Regions from separate parts of the Mus musculus genome. Here regions 1 and 2 are each linked to region 3. The links are chromatin loops, found by intact Hi-C in ENCODE. Cell type or tissue: heart. All regions are shown on one strand.

Region 1 (8,000 bases), 620 kb before region 3:
AATAATTTATACTCGGCTGACTATTTGAAACTGCAGATTCATCGTTTTCAGAGTTGATTGATTTTTTTTTTGATTTTATAGTCCTCAATACTGAGGATGTCACTCTGCATAAGTGTGTGGTATGGTAGGCAGAAGTATATCTGGAGCCATTTCGGGAATTATTGGGTGTTCTGTCCTCATCTCAAGCCCAAATTCATTTAATGATTTTTTTTAAAAAATGAAATGGAAACCAGCAAGTCAAATAGTAATTTTTAAGCTCAAACATTGCAACACTGTACAATCCACAGACGCAGTGATGCTTACACGCCAAGCATCACTGTCAGGAAACTACTGGAAGTCTTAGTTTTCCATAATTAAGCTATTATGGTAGTGTATTCTCTTATCTATCTATCTATCTATCTATCTATCTATCTATCTATCTATCTATCTATCTATCTATTTTTGGGACAGTGTCTCATTATATAGCCTTAGCTGCCCTGGGACTTGCTACATAGACCAGGAAGGTCTTGAATTTCCCAGAGATCTGCCTGCCTCTACCTCTTGAGTACTGGGATCAAAAAGCATGGGCCACCATGGTGGCTTACACCACCGTTATGATTTTGTAAGCTCAGAAAACTTGCTACAGTGTTTCAGTAAAACCACCATGGTCAAAGCGTACCTGCTACACAATCTTAGTACTCTCAAGTCTGAGTCCAGGGGCTTCAGGTGGCTCTCCCTGGCGTTGCGTGGCATGATGGTGTGAACAGTGGGAACACTCACACTGTGTGTTCAGAACCACGGCATGGAGAGCTGCTACTGTAGCTCCCAGTGAGTACGGCCAGAAGCACCCGGATTCTGCATGCGTTTGATTTCAGACTAATCTGTGGTGGCGATTATGTGCTCAGAAGGGCTTAGCCTGAGTATTAGTATTAGATCCTAGGGCCTCACGGTTATAGATGGTGAGCTGCCATGTGGGTGCTGGGAAGCAAACTTGGGTCCTCTGGAAGAACGCCAGTGTCTAATCACTGGGTCATCTCTCTACAGACCCTGTATTTTCTATAAGAGAGTGAAGGTAGAATTCTGATGTCATGTCTGGAGTCTTTGGTATAGACTTTAGTGTGTGTGTGTTGGGGGGCGGTTATATACATGAGTGCCCTGCTGGCAGAGGTCCGAGAGGGTGCTGGATGCCCTGGAGCAGGAGTTACAGGTGATTCTGAGCCACTAGATGTGTGTGCTGGGAATTGAACGTGGGTCCTATTGAGGAGCAGTAAGTACTCTTACCCACTGAGCCATCGCTCCATCTCAGGGTCTATGTTTTATTGTTTTTTTGTTTTTGTTTGTTTTTTTAGGTTTCTCTGTGTAGCCCTGGCTGTCCTGGAACTCACTCTGTAGACCAGGCTGGCCTTGAACTCAGAAATCCACCTGCCCCTGCCTCCCAAGTGCTGGGATTAAAGGCGTGTGCCACCACACTCGGCTAGGGTCTATGTTTTAAATCCAGGTCCCTGATCCATCAAAGCAGGGTAGACGAGGCTCCCCATGAGTGTGTAAACAGTGGCCCCAGATGGGCAGAAGTTGGGGTGACCTCCAGTTAGAGTGCAGTCTGCCTCCTGGGATGTAGAAGGAAACTGACCTTTCTGAGCCCAGAAAGCAGTTTTGTAAATAATATATCTCTTGTAAGTCACACAAGCAAAGGAAGGCGTGGGTAAAGTTAATAGAGTGTTGAGTTTGTAATCCCAGAGCCAGATCTGTGAGACACACGCCAGTCCGTCTGTCCTTCCCCATCTGAGTTGTGTCCTGAGGAAGAGAGATCAGTAGATCTGTTTGTTTTCATCGCTTCGACATTTGGATTCTCATTAATATTGACTGTAGGTTTTGTTTGGTTTTGTTTGAGACAGGGTCTCAGATAGCCCAGGCTAGCCTCAAACTCTCTGCGTAGCTGAGAACGACCTCCCCAGCCCTAAAGTCAGGAGAAACTCTTATTGAATGGAGGTAGCACGTGCAAGAAGCACAGAACATGTTCTTCTGTAGGGAATGGTGGTTCACTCTCAGCTCTTTTCACAAGCGTTCTTGCTCCTCATCAGGGTTTCTCCCTGGTGGTATGGGTTTCTCACTTCGGCATGGATGCTCTTGGACTCTCCTGAGCCTGGTGAGGCATTCAGCAACATCTGTAGCTAGTGCCCACTAGATGGCGGTAGCACATACCTCCACCCCTAACCAGACATGACCACAAACTAGCCTGCTGAGAGCTCCCAGGCAGGGAGAGCCATCCAGGCCACAGCCCTGTTTGGCAGGTCTATAGGCAAAGGGACTGAGCCTCAGCGTGTTCCTCTGGCTTGGGCAGAAGTGAGACCCGCAGCCACTTGTCTGTGCTTCCTTCCACCCCACCCCCACCCCAACTCTCAGCTGCTGGGAAATGGTGTTTCAGCGCATACCAGGGAAGCAAGCTGGGGGGGGGGGCGGGGAGGCTGTTGTGTACTTGAGATTCTGCTCTTGGGAAAAGCCCCGCTCTCTTTGCCAGAAGTGTGACAGTCTATCCATCATGTGCCCGGGAGGGATGCAGATAAAAGTCGCCAGAGGTTCTCATTCGAGGCTTGGCGCTTTCTTGTGGCGGTCCTGCGCCATCCGGCTGCTTAGCAGACTCTGGAATCTGCAGCCAGAGACTCTTCTGCGTCCATCTGAGAGGAGCCATATGTATGTCTTGCATTGTTGCTGGGTTTTTATCTACTCTATACTCTGTTTCGCATCAGCGCTGTGGAGAAGGCACACAGAGAGAAAGGTCTGTGAGCCTGGGCCCCTGGTGCCTGCCCAGACAGGGCATTGACTTCTGGGCCTTCTGGCTCTCCTCATGGGGTGTACCCACTCTGCCGTGGTGAGAACCAACAGCCGGGCCTCCTCCTGCCTCATCCCTCTGAGGTCAGATGCAGACAGAAGCTCTTGCGGGTTCTCTGGCCCGTGGTCCTCCCCTAAGGTAACTGTTGAGGTTGGGACTCTACTGGGGAGTGGGGCTAAGGAGGCATTGACCTTAAACTTACCTGCCCTTGTCTGGCTGAGGAAGAAACCTTTGTACCTCAGGACTTCTGGACTTTGCCTGAAGAAGAGCCTCTTTAGATTTTGGTGTTTGAAATACAAAAGGATATTATTAGAGAGCTGACATTTTAATTGAGAAAAAAATAACTTTATACTTTTTTTCTCTATACAGACTTTGGACACCTGCCTTGATTTTTCTGTTTTGAAGCCCGTGCTGTGGGGTTAGCGCTTGGGTGACCCCTGTGGTGTAACACCTAGATAAAAAAACGCCAGTGGGGGAGGTCAAGTTCGCAAGTTAGGACATGTGAATGAGCCAGAAGTGGTAGTGAGTGCCTCGTTCTTGGTGCCAGGCTACAGAGACAGCGGGATTATCCCAAGTTCCCAGTTTACATAGCAGATTCCAGGTTAGCCATGGCTGTATAGTGAGACCTATCGAAAAAAGAAAAAAGAAAAAGGTGACGTCTTCCCACCTCCCCTTCTTTATTGGCCTTGAACTTGTCTGTAAAGCATGTGGGGTCTCAGTAGCCTTACCATTTCACACCACAAGATGGCGTTCTTCAGGCTTGCTTTCATTCCAGCTGCTGGTCCATGTTGCATCCTGTCCTCACCCCGTCCCCCAACCCCAGATCCCAGTTTATAGTCAAGGCCAACTCACTGCATAGACCAGGCTAGCCTTGAATTGTGAGGATCTGTCAGCTGCTGCGAGTGGTGGCCTGTGTCTGTCACCCCAGCTCACTGCTGGTTTAAGCCATTTCTCCTCTTCAACTATCTCGGTTTCCTACCCTGTAAAGTGGGTGGAGAATTTTCCCTTGTGCATGTCACAGAGACATTTCCTGGCAAGTCAATTGATATTTTCAGAGAGACTAGTCGGCGATGGGTTCCATAGCATTAAGAGCATTAATTATAAATCGTGACACATGGTATAATTGCCAGCAATACCTGCGGAAGGTGCTGGAGCGTCCCCGTGGGCGCTGCCGCCGACCTCTGTGCTCTCGTGTGGCAGGGGGTGTTCTGTCTCCTACTTACTTTAATCTACATGAGGAGGGATTTCAAATTGCTTTTTATAGTGCTTGAAGCTCGATGCTGCCCCCCTCCCTGCTCTGGATTATATTTCTATATTTGTGATTTATTACTTTTAAATATTTTCCTCAGAATAGGTCTTAATTTTTTTTTCATGTCAGTGGGGTGTGTGTGTGTGTGTGTGTGTGTGTGTGTGTGTGTGTCTATCTGTCAGCTTGAGAGTGATGACTCTCGTTTGTCATCCCTTGATAGGAGGCTGAAGCAGGGGGATCACCACCTGTTTGAGGCCAGCCTGGTCTACATAGTGAGTTCCAGGATAGCCTGACTATAGGCTGAGAGACACTCTCTCTCTCTCTCTCTCTCTCTCTCTCTCCTCTCTTTCTCAAAGAAAGAAAAGAAAAGAAAAAGAAAGAAATGAGATTGAACCTGAAAAAGGCTGTTGTTTGGTTAAGCAGTGATGTTGTAGTGTGATGACAATGACAGGCTGTGGTGTGGTGAAGCTGTTGTGGTCAGATTGTGGTGTGGTGATATGGTCTGGCTGTGGTGTGGTGAGGCTGAGGTGTGGTGAGGCTGTGGTGTGGTGACATGGTCAGGCTGTGGTGTGGTGTGGTGAGGCTGTGGTGTGGTGAGGCTGCGGTGTGGTGAGGCTGCGGTGTGGTGAGGCTGTGGTGTGGTGAGGCTGTGGTGTGGTAAGGCTGTGGTGTGGTGACATGGTCAGGCTGTGGTGTGGTGTGGTGAGGCTGCGGTGTGGTGAGGCTGTGGTGTGGTGAGGCTGTGGTGTGGTGAGGCTGCGGTGTGGTAAGGCTGTGGTGTGGTGACATGGTCAGGCTGTGGTGTGGTGTGGTGAGGCTGCGGTGTGGTGAGGCTGTGGTGTAGTGAGGCTGTGGTGTGGTGAGGCTGTGGTGTGGTGAGGCTGTGGTGTGGTGAGGCTGTGGTGTGGTGAGGCTGTGGTGTGGGGACATGGTCAGGCTGTGGCATGGTGAGGCTGTGGCGTGGTGAGGCTGTGGTGTGGTGAGGCTGTGGTGTAGTGAGGCTGTGGTGTGGCGAGGCTGTGGTGTGGTGTGGTGAGGCTGTGGTGTGGTGAGGCTGTGGTGTGGTGTGGTGAGGCTGTGGTGTGGTGAGGCTGTGGTGTGGTGAGGCTGTGGTGTAGTGAGGCTGCCGTGTGGCGAGGCTGTGGTGTGGTGTGGTGAGGCTGTGGTGTGGTGAGGCTGTGGTGTGGTGAGGCTGTGGTGTGGTGAGGCTGTGGTGTGGTGAGGCTGTGGTGTGGTGAGGCTATGGTGTGGTGAGGCTGCGGTGTGGTGAGGCTGTGGTGTGGTAAAACAGTAGAGAACATCTTCATCCAAGCCCCATGCTTGTTTCTTGAGGTTCAGTTTTTCTAATACACAGGAAAATCCATGATAGCTTTGAACTGATGTTCAACTGCTCAACCTGTTTCTATTATAAAAGTAATCCGAGCATCCAGGCGTGGGGCCACAGGCCTTTACCTCCAGCACTCGGGAGGCAGAGGTAGGTGGAGCTCTGAGTTTGAGGCCAGCTTGGTTCTGTATAGCAAGTTCCAGGACAACCAGGGCTACATAGAGAGACACTGTTTCAAAAAGTCATAGTAAGGACTGGAGAGATGGCTCAGTGGTTAAAAGCACTTGCTGCTCTAACAGAGGACCAAGTTTCAATTCCGAGCACCCACATGGTGGCTCACAGCAGTCTGTAATTCCAGTTCCAAGGTATCCGACACTCTCTTCTGGCCTGTGTGTGTACTGCATACATGTGGTGCACATGTATGCGTGTGCTCACACCCACCATACACATAAGATAAAAACAACAATAATACCACTGTACATAAGACATAGTGGTCTCATCTTTGTAACAGCCATGTTAATTTGGCATAGCTTATGCAAATACTTATGACTATTGTGTTGGGGGACCTCTTACTCAATTGGATTTTGATTGGTGGTTTAGGATGCGTGTTTGCCCGGTAGCTCTGGGTATATAGTTCCTGACTACATGAGGAGAAATATGGCTTGCCTTTCTGTGAAATGTCTCTGTTGTTCTTCATAAACCTTGCGAGGTGAAGATGAGCCCTTCAGGATGAGTTGGGCAGAGATGGGAGGAGTAGGTAGACAGGCCATGTTAGGATTCTCCGTGAGACTCACCCGGCTCAGCACCTTATATTATTGAATTGAGGAGGCTAAGGAATCAATCCTTGGAGCGGGGTGTGGCGAGCTCACCTGTATTATCAGCATCTTTGGAGGTGGAGGCAAGGTCAGTTGTTCATGATCACCTTCATCTTCATAGTGAGTCTGAGCCTGGACTACATGCGATCCTGTATTTTTTTGAAAGCCCTTGTGCGATATCTCAGCACCTACTATCAGGCTTAAGAACCTCGGTTTGATCCTTGGGACCCGCATCATAGAAGGACAGAACTGCAAGTTGTCCTCTGACTCTCACAAGCAGATCGTGGCAAACTCACACACAGCATAAGCTCACATGGTTTCTTAAAATGAGATGAGATACAAGTAACAGGATTAGCCATTCCAGACGGGACATTTCAGTGACATTTAGTACAGTGCCACGCGCCTACTATGTCTGTCTAGCTCTAAGCAGCTTTCATCCCCTTCATATAGTCCCGTGCCTGTTACTGTGGTTACTTTCCATTTTTGTTTTTTTTTCCCTGTCTGGAGTCCCTGGAAACCACACATCTACTTTCTGACTCTGGATTCACTGATTTTGTCTACTTTGTAGAAATGGAATCCTATAACCTGTGCCTTTTATGCCTGTCTTGTTCAACATTACTAGGTTCAGAGCCCTATAGCATTTATCACTATCATTTTTGATGGCTGCATAATATTCCATTGAATGGATGTACCACATTTTGTTTATTGTCCCTTCATTGGTCCATAGACACTTGAGTGGTCTCTACCTATTGGATATTGTGACTGGTATTATGTTGCGTTGGTTTGTGCCCACCTGTTTATTTCTCTGTTTCAAATTCTTTGGAGTAAGATCTTTATTGCATTTGCTCACTGGGTGGTGAAATATACAGATTAGGAGAGCTCTTTCAGATCCTAACAGTTGCTATGTCTACATTTTGTTTGCTTCGGAATAAATACTTCTCTACATTATGCTGACTTTGGTTGGGTCCTGTTTTTTTGTTTTTGTTTTTGTTTTTTTGTTTGTTTGTTTGTTTTTCTGACAGAGGGGGATTGATGCTTTGTTGTAAGTGTCCTAACTCAGTCCTTGGACTTAGAGTGGAAAAACCATGGAGAGACAGAATTTCTCAGTGGACTTCCGGTACCTGCTCAGAGGTACAATCTTGCACTGTTCCACCTACCACGAGCTCTCTGGGCTTAACCTCCCCTTCCCCTGTTCACATGTCCAGAGGACGCATCTGTTGCCTTTGGTTGACTCTCCCACCCCAACGCTGCTAAACTGTGTGCTTCAAAGATATAGGCAGGAAGGTCAGCTTCATAGCAAGTCCGAGGCCAGCCTGGACTACATGAGACTCTATCTTAAAACAAAAGATATGATTCTAACCTGGCTCAGTGGAACAGACATGGGGTCCCAGCTACTCGGTGGGGCTGAGGCAGGAGGATTGAATATTCAGCACTTACCTAGGCTACACATGAGTGAGTTCAGGGCCAGCCTGGACAGCGTAATGAAGCCCTGTCAGAAAACACAGGGTAAAGACAGGGAAAGGATGCTCGGTTGAGTGAGCCCTTGCCTGAGCGTGCATGAGACCCTGTGTTTGGTCCCCAGTACCACAGGTGACGTGTGTCCCAGACACCACCCCATCATGAGCCTCCAAGGCTTTGTTCTATTTGTGATATCTGTATTGAACCTTCATCTGAAAAATGTATATTGGGATAGTTCTCAGAAGATTTGCTGGGTGGGGGGGTTATAAAAGTGAAATCTACTGCTAAGTCATCTGGAACCAACAAAGATGAATCTTGGTGGCAGAGAGAGGAAGAGGCTCAGCT
Region 2 (8,000 bases), 390 kb before region 3:
AACAGGGAGAGCTACCACAACCTGTCAGAGCTAGCAGGAAAGGTCTGGTTAATGGAACATACATGCATTCACAATCACAGCAAAACTATGCAAGGACTACATACAGTGTCAGATAAAAGGATGCGTTAGACACATGCTCGTTAAACTAGTTGGTCAACCAAATGTCTGGTACCTACAGAATAACTTCCACTGCTGCCCGGAATCTCACCAACTCAGCTGAGGAGGGAGAAACTCACTGGCACAAAAGGTGAGATCATAACCCCAAACGTTGCCAAATGATCTAAATAAAAGGTAGTTAAGTCAATAACCTCATAGCCTACCTCTTACAGCAGCTGGTAAGATTTATAACTTCAGGGAAAAAGTTAAAAACAGGTGTAACTTGGTGACAACTCACCTTTGGCAGCTATCTGAAGTCTCACAATTCAAGATAAAATTTACAGAAGCAACTCACCATCAACAGCCTTTCACAAAAAGGATACAGAAATGGAAGGGGGAAGAGGGACTGAAGGAGGTATGGGGCAGGCCAGAATTGGTTTGTAGAAACAGGCAGAGAGAACATTTAAATATTACTAAAGGTTCCTGTCATTACTGCGCTGTAATCTGAGCCACTTCCAAACTAGTGTGAGAGACTGCTGTTATTAGCTTTGGAGAAAACTGTTTTAAAAGTCAAAAGTAATGACAGGCAAGCTATACAACCTCCCTTGTAAAAAATTTTCAAGAATGATTATGAGATGGAAGAATGAATGGCATGCCTATTAGTAACAGCTATGAAAAGAAAACCTAAAGTGAGCACAGTATTCTTTTTGTTTGAACTTGATTTCTCTCATTAGGTCTCTTGAGTTAGGCATTCCATGAGATTCACACAGACAAGTCCCGATGCACGATGGGGTGCAGGCAGGGAAAATTCCTTTACTACACCTATCTGCTAATTAGAATGCTCTAACATTCCAAGCATAACATTTCATCAAAAATAAACAAACATTTAACACTACCGCTGGTAGATGGGAGAGCTTAGTTAAGTAGGTAGGCCTTAGCTGTGGACACTTGCAGATCAGCAATGTGAATTAAAATGTAAGTGGAGCAGACTCAAGTCAAAGAACTGTTTCCATACACAGCAGAATAGAAACAAAATAGATTTTCATGAATAAAAAAAGTTATGCTCTTCAATTCCTAAAGCCATCTAATCTAAGCCGCCTCAAGTGCAGCTTTACTAGGGGAAAATGACAAAAAGAAACTTTAAAATCGCCTTGTCATTTATTTGTGCATTTATCTGTAATTATTAATTTCAGCTTCTGAGTGCACTCCTAACAGTTCCCAGCCTTCCATTTGTAAAAAATGTTACTTCATGGAAGTATCTGTACAATTACCCTGGAAATATTTCCAGTTTTTGTTCCACCCCGTGCTATCTTCATCTGAAAAGACACAACTTTCTCTTTTCATGTTGTTCAGTAAATTCTGCGGCTTTCATTTCTAGTCAATCTCAGTTTTAATCTAATTGATTGTTTCAAAGAATACTCTATCTAGTTAGTTAAGACTTCACAAATATTCGTAGGTTCGTATGTAATCTCCACCAACATGATTTTCTCCTCTGGTTCCAAATAACATAATGGTCATTTATAAAGCAAATCTAATGTTAGAAAAAAATGGAAACCTCTTAAAATAGGACGAAAACACCTCACAGCAGGCCATCACTGTAGCTCACTGCTTCTCTAAACAGGTTTTCCTTGAGTAGGCCCCTCTGGTGTTCAATAGATATTGCAGCATAAATATTTTTCTTAAAGTACAACTTAAATCTGATACTTAACACATAAGCCCCCCCCAAAAAACTCATTTATAACCTATATATGTACTAACTCTTAAGAAGATTCTCTGTGCATTTCAAATGGTAAGACAAATACCCTACCGTTTAATTATGTCTAATTACAAGTAAGATTAGTTCAAGGTTGATAGGGCAGCCTGAAGAATAAACTAGTTTAAAGAGGCGCGCTGGCGCTCGCTCTCAATCTCTCTCTGGGGGAAAAAAAAAACAAAAAACAAAAAACAAAAAACAAAAAACTTAACTCAGGTTGGGCCAGGAGGAAGAAAGTGAAAAGCAATCTTCCCGTGTAGGTAACTCAGTGTTCGAAGTTAAGTCCCTAAAACCAGTGAGTGCCATGCAGAGCGTGCAACTTCGGCACCACAATCTAGACTCTCAGCACTGTGGTACGGCTTGCTCTCTTCTCCACAGACCTTCCAGCAGACACCAATAAAAGAACTCATGCAACCCAGTCGGATATTGTAGCAACAACGAGGGTGAGAGTTCAGCTAACAGAAAAACGATCTCGCTCTAAAAAGCAACGCAATACAACTGTGCAAATAGTGTGGCGAGCTGAGAGCACTTAAGGGCCTTAGGGGGGAAAGAGACACTCCGGAAAATACCTGGTGCTGGAAAAACACGAGGCGCTACCACTGCGCTCGCTTTCGGGATAATATTTTCCCCCCCTACATTCTAACACTCCACTCTCCCGGAAAGAAAGCATGAAACTGCGAGGCTGAGCGGACAAGGGGTTCCAGTCACCACCAGCAGCCAGAAGGCAATCCCGGGGCTGCTCCGATGGCAGGAAGGAGAGAAATGAAATAAAATGCAACAAGGCGCAAAGCTGCGGCGGAGAGGGCGTGGGGAAGGGGGCCCCCGGAGCAAGCCGGGGCGCGGCGGCGAAGAGGCGCCGCGCGGAGCCGGCCCACCCCGGCGGCCGAGGACCCAGGCTCCGCTCCCAGGCAAACTTCGCCAAGCGGGCAGGGGGCGCGCCCGGCCCGGCCCGCGGGAGACCGGGTGGGATCCGAGGGGCTCCAGACAAACGGGGACCGCGGGCTGCCTGCGGGGGAAGGGCGGGCACACTCACCACGGGTCGAACTCGTGGATGATGCTCTCGAAGCGGATGACGGCGAAGAGGCGCGAGCTGAAGCCGGCCAGCCAGGCCAGGAAGAGGATGGTGAAGGAGAGCAACGACTGCCACCCGGCCGGCTGCGACAAGCCCCCGGACAGCCCCGCGGGGGGCCCCGGCTTCGGCGCCGCCGCCCTGGACGCGCTCTGGGTTCCGGGCCCATGGTGCCCGTGGCGGCTGTTCCCCAGAGCCATGAGGCCGCTCCACGGGGACGAGTTGAGGGACGACTTGTGCTTGCTCTCCGGGGCCGAGGGCTCCGCCATGTTGTGCCCCGGCGGCGGGTCTCGCTCGTCCTCCGCGGCCACCGCCGCCGCCTGGAGCGAGGGGTGCTGGGCGGAGACCCAGAGGAGGAGGAGGAGGGCGACGGCGACGACAACGAGGAGGAGGAGGAGGCGGAGGCGGAGGAAGAGCTGGGCGCGCTCCCGCCCTCAGCACCGCGAGGCCGGGACACTGGGGGTGGTGGAGGCGGCAGCGATCCGAAGTCTCCGCCTCAACAGTGGCCGCGACCGTCGCGGTCTCAACCCAAAAGGCCCCTGCGCCCCACTAGCCATCCGTGTCCCCCGTGCGGCTGAGGAGGCGGCGGTGGCGGCGAGAGCCGACGGGACGAGGGCGCCAGAGGAGCGGCGGCTCGGAGCGGCAATGACATTCCCCCGCCCGCCCAGCCGCGAGGAGCACAAAAGGGGAGGAGCCCCCTGGAGTCCGGGCGGAGCTCAGGCAACCTTTGACTCCGCCCCCTCGCCCAACAGGAACTGGCCCCTCCGCCTGTCACAGAGCGACAGGTCCGTTAAGGGGCGGGGCCGGAATGGCGGCGTGCGCCAATAGGAGCGCGAGCGGGGCCTTGGGCGGGGCTTCGGCTGAATGGCCCTCCACCCCCTCCGCCTCGCGGCCTCCCGCCTATTCGCCGCCGGCCGTGGCTACGATTTCATTGTCAGTTGAAAGACGCGGTTTCGCGCGCGAGCCCGTTCGGGGCCCTGGGGAAGGGCACCAGGAGGTTCGGCTCGCTTCCCCGCGCGGATTCCGACTCGAGCAGCAGAAGGTCCCACGTCCCAGTCGACCGAAGGAACAGAGAGCACGGCTTGGCCGGGTGCTCGGCGGCCGTGACTTTTAACCCGCTCAGCGCGGGGCGCCCGCCACGTGACGGGGCGCGCAGGCGCGGTGCGGGGCCCTAGGCGCGTGGGTCCAGCCGCTGTGCTGAACGTGCCAGAGTGAGTGGCTGGGTCGCTACATTCTCTGTCCCCGCCCTGCTGCTCTGAAAACTTGGAGTGGGCAGATGTCGTCCGAGCTGCAGTAAGATGTAGCCAGGCGGACACACACATAAATGTCACATTCTTTTTGCTGTGTTCTCCAGGACTTTTTTTTTTTTTTTTTTTTTTTGCAGCTCAATCTTTTGACTGCAAGAATTCATTATTTACACCTGCCTACGTTCCGTCACCAAATTAACTTTTCCTGGACTGTATTAGCTATTGCCCAATTTTCACTCTAGCCAACTGAAACGTAGGAACTTTTCCTTGTCTGGGGCAGTTTGCTTGTACCTTCTCCTTCCTCCACAACTAGCTCCGCCCATCCCCAAAAGGACAAAAGTCAGAACTAAAGATCCGGAGGGTCATTGCAGTGTTAGAAGCCCTCTTGGCAGGTACAGAGGTTAATGTAGAAACAAGGGCCGGCTAATATTTCACTGGTTTCTCGTGTACATTCACAACTGTCCATCTTGTTAGGGAACACCAGAATCTTTAAAATGTGTGTAAAGATTAAGTCCTGTAAATTTGCAAAATAAAATTATGTTCCGTTGCTCATTGTCAAAGGTTAGGTAAATGAACAAATGTACCTAACTAATAGGCTCAGCCACTCCCAACCTGGTGATTAACTTTGCCGGTTTCCTTATAAAAATAAATAGACTCTCATCAGGGAAAATGAACAGCTTCCATAAATAGACCTCCTCACCACCATTTTAATATCCAACATTTATTAAACATGTAAATTTTAATGAGATTCATAGTGGAATATTAACCAATCCCTTAGAACAAAGAGGTGACATGGCCTTTCTCAGAAAAGTGCACATTAAAATGGCAGCGTTTATTTTTGCCCATGTTTCATGAGCCAATGTTCTATTAATCTAAAATAACAGAATTTATCTGACGACTCTCATTTTAGACATTTTGGGTGTCTCTGGTGTTGCAGATGTTCCCTGATGAGTTTCTCTGTCTTCTTCCTCTTGGCTGTTTAATCGCGGGAGGCCCCATGTGAAGGGGAGTAGAAACAATTAACAATAAATTATAAAACACAAGTCACCTGTGTGGGACCATCCCTTCATCTTTGTGTGTGAGAGTGGGCATACATGTACTAAGGCATAGCATGTGGAGGTCAAATTACATGCTCAGATGTTGGTCCTTTTGACACACCAGGTTAGCCTCCTGTCTCAACCTGTGGGTCTTGATCCTTGTGTCAAACTTCTATCTCCAAAAGTATTTCCATGGTGACTCATGACAGTAGCAAAATGGCACTTATGATGTAGCAACAGAAATAATTTTTATAATCGGGGGTCACCACAACACAAGGAGTTGTATTAAAGGGTCACAGCATTAGGAAGGTTGAGAACCACTGCCTCAGGGCGTTGGGATTATAGGCACCTGCGGTCATAGCCAGCCTTTTATGGTTCTGGGAATTCAAACTGAAGTCTTCATACTTGCGTGGCTCCTTAATATAAAGTGAGTTTATCTGAGAACACTGCGGAACACGGTTCAGAAACATAAGGAAACTCAGGGTCATGATGTGGACAAGGACAAAGAAGGAGCCCGTGGGAAAGCATGAGGACGTACTCTAGCGGGGAACTGGAGAGCAGTGGTCCTGTCCTCCCACCCACGTCAGTCAGCTCCAGGTACGCCTGCTGTGTAAACTGTGGCAAACACTGGAGGAGCAGTCCAGGGAAGACTGATGGACAACCGGATGGGAGCGTTACCCGAGGAAGCAGAACCGCAGAAAGGATGGCTCAGAGGAAGAAAAGAAAGAGAAGGAAAGACCCTGCAGTGCTAGAAAGAGGAACGCAAGGGACTCAAGAAAAGACTGGTACAGCCACCACGCAGATCGGATCGTAGCGCGGACTGGGAGAGGTCATGCTGAGAGGGACACTGTACATTGCTTTAACTTGAGAGTGTTGGGAGGATTTGAAGTTGGATGTAGAGTGTGTTTAAGATGAGTCACGTGATCCGGTGTGTGCTTTAAGAAGACTCCAGGGACTGTAATATTTGTTTTGAGAGGCGATCAGTAAGAGCACATCTGTAGATGATCCGAGAGTCCTCAAGTTTACTCTCAGACCTTAGAAATGGTCGGAGAGCGCATGCTCCAGATTTACAGCTTTTCGATAAAGAAAGAAAATGGCTTCTAGTCTGTTCAGGGTGCTTCTGTGTGTGAGCCACCGTATACATGAACTCCCTGGTTCTTAAGTGCCTGTCACAGCCTTGTTGAGCTGAAAAGTGAACCTTCATCTTAGTAAGCAGAATCTCGCCTGTTTCCTTAGCAAGTTTAGTGGTTGGATCGGACATCGCACTCACACAGCTGGAAGGAAAGACCATAGACTACTTTGCAGAAGTCTGGCACCAAAGGTACAGAGGACCAAGTCAGACCAGGAAAAGTGTCCAGGGCTGGAGAGAGCAAAGCAGAGTGGGAAAAACCTGATCACAAGCTTGCCCCAGCTTAAATCTCCAGCTAGGAGACCATGGTGTAAGATGGATCTAAAGCTACCACCAGGCACCATCCTAACTCCGTTCTCCTCAGGTCTGTTTGGTGAGTCACTTCACCTTCATGTTTCAGTGTTTATGGACTGTTCCTTCCTAGAAGGGTTCTGTTCAGAAAGTAAGAATGAGCCCATGAAAGAACTTGACCCAGTGCTTGGTGCGAAGGGGAGCGGTCACTCTGTGTTGGTTATTAGTACTGTCAGTACCACTACTGCCTTAGGCAGGCAGATGGTAAAGCAGCTCAACTTCCTGATGATCAGGACAAGAATCTCCCATGACCCAAGCCTGTCTGAATGTTTCTGTTTCCTCCTCCCAGAGAGCGCTTGCATCAAATAAAACCTGCATTTCCCCCAACACCTGTACATACACGTATACACAAGAAGCACTGTGTGACAGGGAACTATTGTCTCTAGCCAGCAACTCACAGGACCTGAGGCCAGTCAACAGCCCCAGTAGTGATCCAGAAAGCAGGCACTTCCGTTTTCAGTCATGAAATGAGTGCAGTCCTGAGAGACCCAGAACCGTGGACCTTCCATAGCTTCACAAGGATTCCTAGTCTTAAGAACTACCAAACAAGCTGGGCATGGTGGCACACACCTTTAATCCCAGCACTTGGGAGGCAAAGGTAGGCAAATTTCTGAGTTTGAGGCCGGCCTGGTCTACAGAGTGAGTTCCAGGACAGCCAGGGCTATGCAGAGAAACCCTGTCTCGAAAAACAAAACAAACAGACAATCAAACAAACAACAAAAACAAACAAACAAAAAAAAACCCCCTACAAAACAGTAGTTATATTCTTAAGCGTCTAAGACTGAGGGATATTTGTTACCCAGCTGTGGCGAACAGATATAGTGAGATTAAAGAATGACAAGCTTACTAGATAGCTTTTCTCTCATAGTCCTCGAAACAGTCTGAATAACCAGCAAGGATGAAACACCCCAACCATTCCTACTGTGTCAAAGAACTTCCCGTGGGGCACTCATTCCACAGACGTGTTCGTCGGAAAAGCAACCAAATCTACATGCTTTATTGTCTCCCTTTGTGCTCTAACCGCGTGGTTCTAGAGGCCATAGACTTAAATGGATTCTTCAAAAGAAAGCATGCGTGCAGTTAATATGTCTGTGAGAATATTCAGGGTCACCAATCGCCAGGGAAATGCAAATCAAAGCTCCTCCCACTTGACGCCAGGGAAATGCAAATCAAAGCCCCTCCCACTTCACCCCAGTAAGAATGGCTGTCAGGAAAAAGACAGGAAAGGACAGTGCGGTATCGGGTATCGAGCAGAGGAGGATCTCCCGGGGTGGTGGTAATCCTGGATGAGAGGGAAGTTGGCACCTTTGCTTCAGTC
Region 3 (8,000 bases):
CACTTGGAAAGGGGGTCACAGTGACAAGCATCAAGATAAACCCCACAACAGGACACAAAGAAACAGGGCACAACAGGATCCTAGTTGTGTCATGGGATGTGAGGTCTTCTTGCTTCTAGATTTTCTTTTCTTTAAGAGGGCTGTCTAGATGCTTTTCTGTTTCTTGTTGCCAGCTACAGTTCCAACTGTAAATATATGCAAAGCACATCACCCTGAGGCCAGCCTAAGTGGGCCACTGCTGCAGTGGATAACCGCAGCAGCCTCTCCAGACGGTGGCTGGTGTGAACTTGACTATGCTCAGCAAAACCTACTGGGTGGATACATAGATGGTTTACTTCAGTTCTTTTACAGGGCCAGGTCCTCTTTCCTGGGATGAAGGTTAGAGTCCCAGCTGAGAGAAACTGAGAATCCTACAAGAGCAGAGACCACCAGAGCTGAGCAGTAAGACATGGGCCCACGTTCCCAGCATTGTCGAACTGGAGGCCAGAAAATCAGGAGTTCAAGGTCATCCTTGGCTACACTATGAATTTGAGGCCAGTCTGGGCTGCACGAGTCTGTTTCAATAAACAGGGGCCTAAGGACAGAATGACACATGATACTTTCAGTTTCTCCCCCCCCCCAAGCAAAGTTGCAGCCTATGGAACATGTTTGAGCATCTATAAATGGGCCCGGAGAACACCGATAGGAAATTGTGATTGGTTAAACCACCCCACCCCCAGGATATTTAATATTGGTCCCGAGGCTTTGAGAGAACAACTTGAATAAAACTCAGTGGGGGTGAGGGGCAGGGAATGGGGCTTACTGTTCCCTCACGTGTAATCAATGGTGCAGCTCCCGTGAGTGAGAGTTTACATGCAGAGCTGCGGCGGAGGACTTCGCTGTATTTTCTGGGTGAGAAATGGCTGTGCTCATCCCGTCCAGTGGAAAAGGATGATTGTGTGTGTTCTGTTGTCTTCTAATAGTCATTCCGTCAATAAAGCATCATTTCCGTCTTTTGAGGGGAGCTGGAGTGCCGGCATCTATTTCTGAATAAAAGAGGGATGCACAAAAGCTTTCCAGGTAAAAATCCTCCACACACCTAAATATGGAGAGCAGTATTTCCAAATTTATCTTTGTTTAAACATATTCACTTTATATCTCTCTCATGGCCCCCTCCCAGTCACCCTCTCTCACAATCCTTCTCCCATGCCCCCTCCCCTCCTCCTCTGAGTGGGTGGGGGTCCCCCTGTGTATTCCCCCACCCTGGCACATCAAGTCTCTGTGAGGCTAGGTGCATCCTCTCCCACTGAGGCCAGACAAGGCAGCCCAGCTAGAAGAACATATCCCACAGACAGGCAGCAGTTTTTTAGATAGCTCCTGCTCCAGTTGTTTGAGACCCACATGAATACCAAGCTGCATATATGCTGCATATGTATGGGGAGGCCTAGGTCCAGCCTGTCTATGTTCTTTGGTTGGTGGTTCAGTCTCTAAGAGCCCCAAGGGTCCAGGTTAATTGACTCTGTTGGTCTTCCTGTGGAGTTCCTATCTCCGTAGAGGCTGCAATCCTTCCTCCTATTCTCCCCTAAGAGTCTCCAAGCTCCATCCACTGTTTGGCTGTGTGTGCATCTGTCTGAGTCAGCTGCTGGGTGGAGCCTCTCAGTGGACAGCTGTGCTAGATTCCTGTCTACAAGCACAACAGAGTATCATTAATAGTGTCAGGGATTGGTGCTTGCTCTTAAGATAGGTCTCAAGTTGGGCCTGTTATTGGTTGACCACTTCAACCTCTGCTCCATCCTTTGTTCCTGCATTTCTTGTAACTAGATTAAATTTGGGGTTGAAAGTTTTGTGGATGGGTTGTGTCCCTATAGCTCCACTGGATGGAACTTGAGAATATCATCCTGAGTGAGGTGAACCAGACCCTAAAGGACATCAATAGTATGTACTTTACTTATAAGTGGACATTAGCCATAAAGTACAGGATACCCATGCTATACTTCACAGACCCAAGGAAGCTAAACAAAAAGGAAGACTCAAATAAGGATGCTGGAAACTCACTTAGAAGGGGGATAAAATAGTCATAAGAGGCAGATGGAAAGAGGGAACAGTGTGGGAGAGGGAATGGGAAGGGGGATGGGGGGTTGAGATCAGGTGTGGGGTGAGACAGGAGAGATGACCATGAGAAGATCATGAGAATGGATGGAAATCTGCCACTGACAGGGGTGGGGGTGGGAAGCATCTCCAGGGCAAGACAGAGATCTGGGATAAGAGATGAGCCCAAGAATCAATGGGGGGTGACCTTAGCCATGACTCATAGCATTGGGGATATGGAACCTGAAGAGGGTACCTCCTGTAGCCAGGCAGCAACCAAATCTCTCTCTCTATGGACAGTAGCCAACAGAAGACTAGGGCAAAGCTCTGTGCTAGTTAAAAGAAGCAGACGAAATCCTGAATGAGACTGGCCCTCACTTGGCTCCTGCTCACACTGCAGTAGATTGATTTCGAGGACAACAGAAGCCCTCTTTCGGGCAAAGAACCACTGGTGTTCACAGGTGACATCATCGCTCCACCCCTCAAAGGTAGAGTCTGAAGACTGCAGTTCAATCCTTCAACACTCTGTTGAGAGATGCCCCGCCCCCTGCCCTAGATACCTTTGCCACTTCAATCATTCGTGGCTAACAGTGATCTGAACATATTACTCTTGTCTTGACTGTTTCAGGAGAAGGGTAAGAAAAAGACCGCATTCACATAGCATCATCACAGAATGCTATTATAAATGTTTTATTTTATTGCTATTTATTGCTGGTGTCAATCTGTGTCTAATTAAATGCTCTCATTGGTAAATATGTATAGAAAAAAAACCCAATATACACAGGGTTGGGTACTACAGGCAATGGCGTACACTAGAATTGGGGTTCATCCCTCTTATCGATGTGGTGGACTGCTGTATCCAGTCAAGGATATAGTACAGTGAATGGGTACCAGCAGCCAGCTGTTTCCCAGCTCTTGGGATGCTTGCTGTTGGAATCCAGGCTGTAAGGAGGCTCATCTGCCCCTGCCTGGGCTGTGGAGATGCCATCTAGTGGAGTACAGGCGAACTGTTCCCGTCCAGACCTGACCAAATGCCCGATTAGTTAGCAGAACGTGATTGTTGTTTGACAGTGAAGTGTTACTTGAAACGATTATCACGAGTTGGTTTGCTGCTTAGAAACAACCAGCTGCAGTATTGCCCTGAATAGAATATGGAGGAAGGGAAGCCAAGCTAATGTCGATCCCATGGAAAGGCGCTGGGAGAGATTGGAAGACGTCAACCTGTGAAGTGTTTGTCCCACGAGAAGAGTGTGAGCACAATCTCCTGACCTGTGTAAAACATGTCCCTGACCTGTGTAAAACATGTCCCTGACCTGTGTAAAACATGTTCCTGACCTGTGTAAAACATGTTCCTGACCTGTGTAAAACATGTCAATTGTGGTAGCACGTGCTTGCAACCCCAGGGCTGGAGGGGTCGAGACAAGGCAGCTCCCTGGGACTCGCTGGCTGCCAACCCTGGCCTCCCTGGCAAATTCCAGGCAGTTAAGAGACCCTGTCTCCAAGAAAAGAGACTGCGATGGTACCTGAGGAGCAACAGCTAAGGTTGACTTCTGGTTCACACACACATATACACACACACACATGAAAACATACAACATATACACACAGAGGTCTTGGGGACTTCTCTTTGCTCTTGCTTTGACATTATTGGAGGGTGGAAGATGTGTGGCCCACCTGCTCATTGATCCAGGCAACACTCACCTGGATACTAGAGGCCATCCTAGACCAACCGGCCTCCCCTCTCCTGATCACTAATGTATGGGCAAGCTGGTTAGGAACATCAGTCTAACCCAGACTAGAGCATCTTGGGTGTTCATCCAACTGGAATAGTGCTGGTCTCTGTCATTGCTGGGATGTGGAGAGACAAGAGGCAATGCCAGCACGCCCAATTTCTACCGCCTTATAACAAGTTAGGAAAATAACTGTCAAGCATCATGCATGACTGCTAGGGAGCTAGCACTAATGACTCTGACACATGTATAAAGAAAGGTCACATGTTAAGAAAAAATATTTTACGGTAGTACACTTAAGTGATGAATGAAAATAACTATGGACACAAGAGTAACATTTTGAAATAGAAGATATGGGGCAGGAGAGGTGGTGGCTTGGTCAGTAAAGAGTCTGCTGTATAAGCACAAGAGCGAGAGTTAGATCCGCAGAACCCATGTAAACATGATAGTCTCGGAGATGCAGGGAGCTCCGGGGAGATGCACGGAGACACAGCTCCCTGGGACTTGCTCACTGATAGTCTAGACTCTCCAAGTTGATGAGCTCCAAGCCAGCAGGAGAATCTATTTCAAAGGGAAATGTGTGAATGGTACCTTCAGAACAAGCTGGAAGGGACCAGAGGAGACACCCAAGTTTGTCTTCTGATACACATACAAACACGCACGTGTACACTCACAGGAATACACAGAAACCAGAGTACTCTGAAAGCAAGTGATTTAAAGCTTCATGTATTAGACCCAAAGTCTCACGCTGAGAGAAAACAATGACTCCATTGTCGATTGAAATACTTTCCTGGCTGGGCAGAGGAGGCACATGCCTTTAATCCCAGCACTTGGGAGGCAGAGACAGGAGGATTTCTGAGTTCAAGGTTAGTCTGGTCTACAAAGTGAGTTCCAGGACAGCCAGGGCTACACAGAGAAACCCTGACGTGAAAACCCGGAAAATAAAAGAGAAGAAAAGAAAAAAAGAAAAGAAAAGAAAGGAAGTACTTTTTCCTTCTGGCACTGGAAGCTCCTCGGCATGTGGCTGTGTGACTGGACACCGATGTCTGCTGAGCTGCACAGGAAACAGTGAGCACAGATGCTATCCACCTCTTCCACATATCAGTTAACCGTGATCTATCACAGGACGAAACCCACAACAACTGCCTCTCCTTTGTGATTTGAGAAAGAATATGTGCTCTGATGGGTATGACAGAACAGGTGGATCTTGGAAAGTTGTTGGAGGAAATGTAACAGTAATTTTAAAAGCAGTGTTGACAACGTCTGCTCTCTGGCACTTACTGCTCTTCTAAAAGTCAGCACAAGGGGTGCTTCCTGTTATGCGGATCAGAACGCAAACCCTTTCTGATTGGTTTTTCCTAAAAGTTGGTGTGCGTGGAGACTTAGCTATTGTTTATTATTTAATTATTAATTATTAGTAAATTTCCGTTTTCTGAGACAAAGTTTCTTGGTGTAGGTCTGGATGTCCTGGAACTCACTCTGTAGGCTGATCTCAAACTCACAGACATCTGCCTGCCTCTGCCTCCCAAGTACTGGGATCAAAGGAGTGGGCCACCATGCCTGGTGAGTTAGCTGTTTTCAAAGCCTTAGTTTGGTCTTGGGTGTTGTGACTCCCATATGATTTAGATGCTCTGCTGTGGCCCAGGGCAGGAGCTTGATATTGATACATATACATATACATATACATATACATATACATATACATATACATATACATATACATATACATATACATATACATATACATATACATATACATATACATATACATATACATATACTCTCCAAAGCTAAATAGCTATATAAAAACTTTAAACTGTCTACATGACAGTGACATCTCAGCTTAATGAGTCACCTAGTATACAAGGTGTTAGTGCTTGGTGAACATTTATTCCGGTCAGCAATCGGTGTATGTAGGTACCTCAGTGATGTGAGACTTCAGCTTTATTTTTGCCAGTTTTGGTCATATCACAAGATTTTCAGAAGATTTATTTGTTACATTAATAATACACATGGTCCCTGACTTCCATGGGCCCTGGGGTTGGCATGCAGGAGATTATTAACTTTCACTGTTAGTTCTTATAGGGACTGGTACACAGTGAGGCTTGTGCCTAATGGTTCTGATACGCTCTGAAGACTGCACTGTGGGGAGATCCACAGAACTTAGAAATGCATCTCTGCCCACTGCTGAGCCACTCCCAACATGGACCTTTGTGTATACGTGGGTGTGGGCACGTGTTTGGTGCCTGTGGGGATTAGAGGCCAACACTGCTGTCATTCCCATGAGCCTCCGTTTCTGAGATAGTGTCTCTCTCTGGGACCCTGAGGCTTATCGATTCCGAAAGGCTGACTGGCCAGACCAAGATCTGCCTGGCTTTGTCTCTCCTATGCTGGGATTACAAGACTGTGCCCACTACTCCCATCTTCTAACTGGGTGCTGGGTATCAAACTCATGTTCAGATACTTGTGCACTTTACAAGTCACCCATCTTCTCTCCTTTGCCTTGAGACTGTGAACTTCATTGTACCATAGACCTCTGTCCATTCTCAGGACTGTGGTTACCTTCTTTCGGGGTTCTTCCTCCTCTGCACCGTAATGGGGACAGAGCACTACTCAGTGTGGGCACAGAACCCAGCTGTGCAGCCTTGTGATGGTTGCAGGTCAGAGGTAGTACTCCCCTCTGGTCCACACCCTTGAGAGAGAAACATCAATGTTTACATATTATTTGAAGGCTTGGGTACAGACCAACATGACTTAATATAAATTTCAAGTTGGAAGACTCAGCACTGTGCTGTTTCGTGTTGTATAATAATGTGAGACAGTTTGGTAAATCCCTTCAACAAATAATTATGATGTATCTGTTTTACAGTTTTGACCACATCTGGTAGGTCTTGCAGGTTTTCAATTTCCTCTCATAACATAGCTTTTAATGAAATGAAAATTTGGATCTCTCCTTAGATGGTATCTGGCATTCTGTTTCTGTCTCTTTTCAATGTGTAATCTCCAAAAAGGCAAATGGCTAAGTCCTATACAGATTTAGAGTGAATGCATGCCCACCATCCAGCCAGCTCATTAACATGCAAACTAGTAAGCAAGTCACGATGATCCCATGACCACATGAGGAGCATTAGCAAGAGGGGTGTTAAAATAGAATTCTTAGGATATATATAAAACCAAGTAACATTCTGCAGGGAAATATACACAAACCCGAGGGCCTCTTCCCTGCAGGACTGTGGAAGGAAATGGAAATCAACCAAATGAGGACAGCAAAAGCAGCCTGCATGGACAAAGGCGTAGCCGCAGTCACTTACAGATTGGAGCATGCTCAGGACGGGAGAAAGGGGGGAGGAAAGAGAGCTGTCTAAATCTGGCACAGAGACGCTGTGGGTGGTTCATTAGGAAGAGAGGCACTCCCTCTGATTGGTTAGCAGCGTGCATTTGGCTTTCTCTGATTGGATGCACTTAGGGACCTGTCAGTGACTGATCTTTGGGGTCAGTGGTCATGGGCTGTTGTTTGGTTTCCTAGACCGTTACTCCAAACAGCAGTCTGGCTTACTAGAAATCAACTTGACTGCAAGTCTGAAATAGGCTGGCTTCCAGGGCTGGACACTCTAGATAATGGGTTGGTTTCCTGAGCAGATCTCTGCAAGCCTGGGTTTTGATATAAGGCCTGGCAAACATTCATTTGCATATCCCATCTGTCAGTGGAGAACTGTACCTACCAATTAACAAGAGGCATCAGGGTTTGGGTTCCATTCAAATAAGTGGCAAGCCAAGTACATTGTCCAAGGGAGAAGAAGTAACTTTCTACATAGATGTGGTCAACAACTCTCAAGTAAGATATTGAAAACTCACCCTGCTTCCTCTCTACCCCATCCCCAAGTTTTGGGTAACGGCTGAAGACCTTTGTGTTAGGAAAGGATAAAAGCAGAAAACGGAACAAAATACAATCTCGGGTAAAGTAGGAACTGCATGAGACACGCAGCCTTCAATCATGTCACTATCAATTGAACCCAGGAGGAAAGCCCAGGATTCACAAAGTCTGTGTTGAATGCAGGCTGAGGAAGAGTCTAATCCGCTCTACCAAGTGTGAAATTTGTATTTTTAAGCCTTTGTCTCATTGACTCTGTCGTCTGTTTCTCAATTGGTTCCCGATTCAAAAGTCAGAGAGACAGATCTTGTCTATTTTTTTCTGCTCGTGTC

Evidence for each region. A loop is a pair of places that touch in the nucleus more often than their neighbours do. Peaks named below come from ENCODE experiments on the same cell type or tissue, not always from the same donor. Only the 100,000 strongest peaks of a DNase experiment are listed, where the experiment ranks them.
Region 1: it touches region 3 in a loop (2.5-fold over the local background); 9 of 42 quality-filtered maps call a loop at or near these places.
Region 2: it touches region 3 in a loop (4-fold over the local background); 13 of 42 quality-filtered maps call a loop at or near these places.

Annotation. Positions count from the first base shown.
Region 1 is chr9:115,086,274-115,094,273 of GRCm38, forward strand. All of the region lies in intron 3 of Osbpl10 (oxysterol binding protein-like 10), which reads left to right. Among named protein-coding and RNA genes, the nearest start is that of Gm4665, 96 kb to the right of the region's middle. In heart, CTCF peaks have their summits at 2,161 (motif pointing right) and 3,552 (motif pointing right); a DNase peak (open chromatin) is centred at 2,218; H3K4me3 peaks cover 497 bases; H3K27ac peaks cover 894 bases.
Region 2 is chr9:115,306,870-115,314,869 of GRCm38, forward strand. Stt3b (STT3, subunit of the oligosaccharyltransferase complex, homolog B (S. cerevisiae)) reads right to left here and starts at 3,599. Exons shown (of 16, transcript NM_024222.3): 1 at 2,883-3,599. The coding sequence starts at 3,187. In heart, a CTCF peak has its summit at 3,592; a DNase peak (open chromatin) is centred at 3,722; H3K4me3 peaks cover 5,155 bases; H3K27ac peaks cover 4,073 bases.
Region 3 is chr9:115,701,398-115,709,397 of GRCm38, forward strand. No RefSeq gene overlaps it. Among named protein-coding and RNA genes, the nearest start is that of D330037F02Rik, 40 kb to the left of the region's middle. In heart, a CTCF peak has its summit at 3,061 (motif pointing left); a DNase peak (open chromatin) is centred at 7,234; H3K27ac peaks cover 1,490 bases.